Regions from separate parts of the Homo sapiens genome. Here region 1 is linked to region 2. A link is a loop called in an ENCODE intact Hi-C map of the cell type or tissue named here. Cell type or tissue: ovary. All regions are shown on one strand. Links, peaks and the distances in the headings refer to the core of each region. The heading gives the core; the rest is flanking DNA. Region 1 has its middle 31 kb from the start of IL33. Region 2 overlaps IL33 (interleukin 33).

Region 1 (2,920 bases), core at 248-2,747, 60 kb before region 2:
CATGAAATATAATAAGCTCTCATTCATTTAATATATACTTAAGTAGTTCCTAGTACCAGGCACACTCTGGTGATACAACAGTGAACATGATAGATACAATCTGTGCTCTGCAAGGCTTACAGTACAGTGGGAGTGACTGGAAATTTATTGGAGGCTTTGATGTGGAAGAAGGATATGGAAATCCATGAGAAAACACTATGCTTAGTCAGGGCCATGTGACAATAGAATTTCTGCAGACAGTGACAATTAAATTGAGATCTGAAAAGTGAGAAAGATGTATACAGATTAAAGAGAGGTTGGTTGGAGAAAATATTTCTGGGATAGAGAATAACCCTTACAAAGGCCTGGATAGGAGAGAACGAAAGTAAGTTGAGTATGGCGAAAGTACAGAGCAAGAGCTCAGGATGAAGTGTGTAATACAAACTGCGAAGAAAGGCTCAGCCCAGATCAGGAAGGCTTTGGAAGCCAAATTTAGGAGCTTGGACTTTACCCTACATGCAATGTGAAGACATGGCTGGGTGTTAAGTAGAAGAGTTGCACTGGTTCTTTTGTTTCCCATACCTCCAGATCCATTCTCTGCCCTGGAAATCAGATCCCCATAGGGTCTGTCACCCACTCTCCCTTGCCTACTGGCTTCCAGATGGGTTCAGCCAATGCGGTGCCTTTTCCCTGGGTCCCCTTGCTTCAGTGCTACACCCGATAGTAAATGTATCCCTCCTTGAACACAGGTCCTGCCAGGCAGCCCTTTTGTGGCTCCAGCTTTCACTGAGTAACTATTTCTTGTCTCTTCAGACCTACAGATAAATATGGCTTCCCCTGTTTCTAGTCTCTTTCATTCTGCCCACACCTCTGTAAGTAGCCCTTTCATCAAAGCTTTTCATTTGAACCATCTGAATTAAAGTCTATTTCCTTTTGGGACCCTGACTGATACAGGCATGATTAGGTCAGATTTGTGTTTTATAACAATCCCTCTGGCTGCTTTATGGAAAACAGATTGGAAGATGGCAAAGACCGGCTCCAAGGAGACCATTAAGGAGGCTGCTGTAATTCTGGAGGTAAGAGAGGATGGTGGCCTGGGCTCAGGTAGCAGAACTGGGGTTCAGGAGTGAGGAGTTTAACTCCTGGCCAAAACCGTATGTGTGATATTTCAGGCCCAGCCACAGGCAATTGCAAAGGCTTTGCCTGGAAGGCCTCATAGGAAAAGCTGCCCTTCCCACACCAGACTTGGTACAGAGCCAATGCATTGCAGTGTCTGAGGAGAGTTGCAGTCAAAGATTCAGGCCTCCTGGCCAGCTATGCTCTTATACATATCTGCATTCATGGCCCAGGCACCTCCATTTGGAAGTCTTCTTCTTTTCAGGGAAGCTTGAAGACACTTTACCCACTCTGACTCAGTACTCGATATTTTCTACTTGCAGCCCTCCCATTCTTCCTCACTTCTGGCTCCAGGGTCCATAAAACTGCAGGTGCCTTTTGGTTGGAGATCCCTAAACAGTGAGTTGACTCCACCAACACACTGTTCCACTGGGGGAAATGAAACAAAGGGGAGTCAAGGTTTGACTGTTACTTTCATTTTGGCTATTTTTAATCAGCTACTCTAACGCCTGAAAGCTTAGCTGAGTGGCTGATGGAAAGAAGCATGTAGATTCCAGAGATATTTGGACGATAGAGTTGACAGGATTTGGCCATTTATTAGATTGGGGGATGGGGTAGGATAGAGAACAGTGAGGGAAAATAAAAAGCCAAGGAAACTGCATAGGTGATTTGGGCAATAGAGTGGATGGTGGTGCCATTCACTGGACCATGAAACAAGGAACAGGAGCTGAGTGGCAGGAAAATACTTTCATCTGGGGCATGACACTTCAGAGAAGCCTGTGGGTCATCCAAGGCAGATATTCAGAAAACAGCTGGATATGTAAAAAGGAATTTAGCGGAGAGGTCTGAATTGTTATGTAGATTTGAGAATCATTCATTAATAAATGGTAAGTATAGATATTGGCATGAATAAAATGAAGCTGGGAGAATACATAGAATGAGAAGAAAAGATGGCCTGAAACTGAGGCTCACCATGGTCTCTTTTTAGACTTGTCCTCTTTTGGTTCTCTAGATAATTCTCCAATGATATGTTTTTCTATGACCCTCTCAAAACCTTTCTTAAACTTACTAAATAAAATAGAGACAGCAGGTTATAATGACAGAGCTTGGAACATTATAGATACTCAGTAAATGTGCACAACCTTCCTTTCTAACTCTGTATTTCTCAGGATTGTGTTAAGAATCCTGAGTTAATTAAGGTTCCTGGCTAAAGACAAAGCTATGTCTAAATGAAGGCAGCTGTTATCATACTTGCAGGTGCTATATTTCTTTAAATAATGAGTTTTATATATTTACTGTAAAGGATTCTTTTAGTTCACATATTATTTCTCCTAAACAGCAAAGGATACCACCTTTAAACCAAACCAAACCAAGTCATGCCTCTGAGTGAAGTTGTAGAATAATTTTTTTGAAACTTTAACATTTTAATTTTCTATTAGCAAGCTAAAACAAAGCAGAGGCTAAATTCCATAGTCTCCAGAAATATGGGGATCGCTATATGTAAGTGTATTAGTCCATTTTCATACTGCCCAAGACTGGGTGATTTATAAAGAAAAGAGGTTTAGGAGCCAGGCACGGTGGCTTACACCTGTAATCCCAGCTACTTGGGAGGCTGAAGCAGGGAAATTGCTTGAACCTGGGAGGTGGAGGTTGCAGTGAGCCGAGATGGCGCCACTGTACTCCAGCCTGGGTGGCAGGGCGAGACTCCATCCCCAAAAAAACAAAACAAAACAAAACAAAAACAAAAAGGGAAGGAAGGAAGGGAGGGAGGGAGAAGGTGAAGGGGAAGGGGAAGGGGAAGGGGGAGGAATAAGAAAAAGAAAAA
Region 2 (2,920 bases), core at 332-2,831:
CCTGGCTAATTTTTTGTATTTTTAGTAGAGATGGGGTTTCACCAGGTTGGCCAGGCTGGTCTTGAACTCCTGGCCTCAAGTGATCCACCCGCCTCAGCCTCCCAAAGTGCTGGGATCACAGGCATGAACCACCGCACTTGGCCAGAAAGCATGCAATTTTAGGATCTGTTTTTCATATGGGAGTAGTAACACAAAAGTAAGTTAATGGAGCCTTGGTGAACAGGAAAGAAAATGGAGGATAAGGAATGATGGTGGGGACTGGCATAACCTTGTCCTTCATGCTCCTTTCCATTTCTCTGTACATCTTTAAGGCTAGAAAAGAAAGCAGAGTTAATATCATTTCTGTCTCATTCTGTCTTCCCTGAGGCTGTGGCCCACCCACACTGTTCTTTGGTGACCAGGGAAAGCACTAATTTGACTGTGGTTTCTGAACAACCAGGAAATCACAGCAGAACCAATCCTTTTACTTGTAGCTGAGTCAAAATGCTCTCTGTAGAAACAGTGACTCAGTGACTTTGCATCCCTAAATTGCCTCTCATAAAAAGTACATTTTCTTTGTACCTCAGGAAGTATGGGCTCTTTATAGAAACTGGAATGAGGGAGTGGGCTAGAGTTTATGCCAGAGTTGGTGGTATTGATACAAAAGTTAAAATGTAACCCCTCCTTTAAGGGAACAGTGGCCCTAACTACTTACCTATACCATTTAGAGGACAGTGATAAAAATAATCTCAAACTCATTTGTATGGCTTTACAAATACATCACATTATTTTAATTGGCCCTTAACAGATCTTTCTTTCCAATAATATTGGCTCAGTTAAATATTGTCCTCCCCTCTTATTTGCAGGAAATATGTACCAAGACACCCAACAGATGCTTAAAACAATGGATAGTAATGAACCCTATATATACTATGTTTTTTCCTACAGATACATACCCATGATAATGTTTAATTTATAAGTTAGGCACAATGAGAGATTAACAATAACCAACAAAAAAGTGGAGCAATTAGAACAACATACTGTAATGAAAATAATGTGAATGTCTGCTCTCTCTCTCAAAATATCTTATTGTATTTCACTGTGGGTAACTGAAATCATGGAAAGTAAACCCACAGATGGGGGCAAGCAGGATAGAGTTACTGCACTAAAACTGTGATTATTTAAACAATCCTGGTGAAAAATTTGACAGATATCTCTGGGGTATGTGACAGGTGTAAACTGCTTCTCAACTCAAAATGCAAGATATGTCATATCTTGTTTTTCTAAATAAGCTGCTGCTCTAAGATGCCAAGACACAAGGCAAGAAAGCACATTTAATTCCTTCTCTTCTCTTGAGCTACCAGGATCCAACACAAGCCACAGTTCACAATGCTACAAAACTTAGTAGCCAACCACTGCAGGTGTCCCCACAGTCAGTCCCACATTGTGGTCACCCACAGGGCATTTTGCCTCTAATGCCAGCAGGGTACAGGACTTCATGACCTGGAGGAAAGCCTCTCACAACCCTTCCCTTCCCCGTTTCCAGGAAGCTACTTCCCTACTTCCCAGGGTCAGGCTTTCCTCTTCTCCTACTTTCTTTCCCCCACATCCATCAACACTTTCTCTTCCCTAAAAATCCAGCCGTCTTCATTCATGGATCTAGCCAGAGGTCACAATATGGGAGCCTTGGGATAGATCCATCCAGCAGGAGTATTTTATTAGGATTGAACGGTGTTATTGATATTTTCTAATTGAGTCAATTTTTAAAAAATAGGATATTTTTAATGAAAATCTAAATGTGTATAGTTTCTCTAAAAAAATCCAAAGATCTAGAAACACTGGGTCCATATCTTGCATGGCAATAGTTGGCTAGAACTGAGTAGAGATCAACCCCTTTAGTTTGAGTCTATCCATAGAAGATCTGTTACAGTAAAGGAGATTTGACTTTATCCTGTAGACAGTAGGGAATCATTGAAAATGTTGAACTGAGGAATGATAAAATATTTTTACTTTACAGAGATCACATTGGTGAAGTGTGATGATAGTAGTGTGATGATAAAGTGAGGAGGCAAGAGTAGAAACAGAAACTGGTTAGAGGTCTACTGCATTAATCTAAGGGACTAATGATGAAGGTGTGACCTAAGACAACAGAATAGAGAGGACGGACTAGATTTCAGATATATTCAGAAGGTGAAATCAAAAAGACTTAATGACAGATTGAATGAATTGTAAGAATGGAAAGAAGGAAAAATAAATGATTCTCAGCTTTTTGATTTAAGAATTGGGTAGACGCCAGGTGTTGTGGCTCAAGCCTGTAATCCCAGAACTTTGGGAGGCTGAGGCGGGCGGATCATGAGGTCAAGAGATTGAGATCATCCTGGTTAACACGGTGAAACCCCGTCTCTACTAAAAAATACAAAAAATTGCCTGGGCATGGTGGCGGGCGCCTGTAGTCCCAGCCACTTGGGAGGCTGAGGCAGGAGAATGGCATGAACTCGGGAGGCAGAGCTTGCAGTGAGCCGAGATCACGCCACTGCACTCCAGCCTGGGTGACAGAGCAAGACTCTGTCTCCAAAAAAAAAAAAAAAAAAAAAAAAAAAAAAAAAAGAATTGGGTGGATAATGATAGATAGTTGTACTATTTCTCAAGATAGGCAATTCAGGAGAAATATATTGGGGGCAGAAAAAGATAAAGACATTTTTTATTATAAGGACTGCCATGGTTTGAATGTCCCCTCCAAAACTCATGTTGAAATGTAATTACCATTGCGATAGTATTAAGAGGTGGAACCGGCTGGGTGCGGTGGCTTATGCCTGTAATCCCAGCACTTTGGGAGGCCAAGGTGGGTGGATCACGAGGTCAAGAGATTAAGACCATCTTTGCCAACATGGTGAAACCCCGTCTCTACTAAAAATACAAAAATTAGCTGGGCACCGTGGCG

Evidence for each region. A loop is a pair of places that touch in the nucleus more often than their neighbours do. Peaks named below come from ENCODE experiments on the same cell type or tissue, not always from the same donor. Only the 100,000 strongest peaks of a DNase experiment are listed, where the experiment ranks them.
Region 1: it touches region 2 in a loop (4-fold over the local background); 2 of 110 quality-filtered maps call a loop at or near these places.

What each region holds. Positions count from the first base shown.
Region 1 is chr9:6,183,694-6,186,613 of GRCh38, forward strand. No RefSeq gene overlaps it. Among named protein-coding and RNA genes, the nearest start is that of IL33, 31 kb to the right of the region's middle. RefSeq lists an enhancer at 1,333-1,432. In ovary, for the core only: no CTCF peak of the experiment used is centred there; a DNase peak (open chromatin) is centred at 1,228.
Region 2 is chr9:6,243,512-6,246,431 of GRCh38, forward strand. All of the region lies in intron 2 of IL33 (interleukin 33), which reads left to right. The region is part of intron 2 of LOC107987046 (a long non-coding RNA gene); the gene reads right to left. Among named protein-coding and RNA genes, the nearest start is that of IL33, 29 kb to the left of the region's middle. RefSeq lists a silencer at 314-413. In ovary, for the core only: no CTCF peak of the experiment used is centred there; no DNase peak of the experiment used is centred there.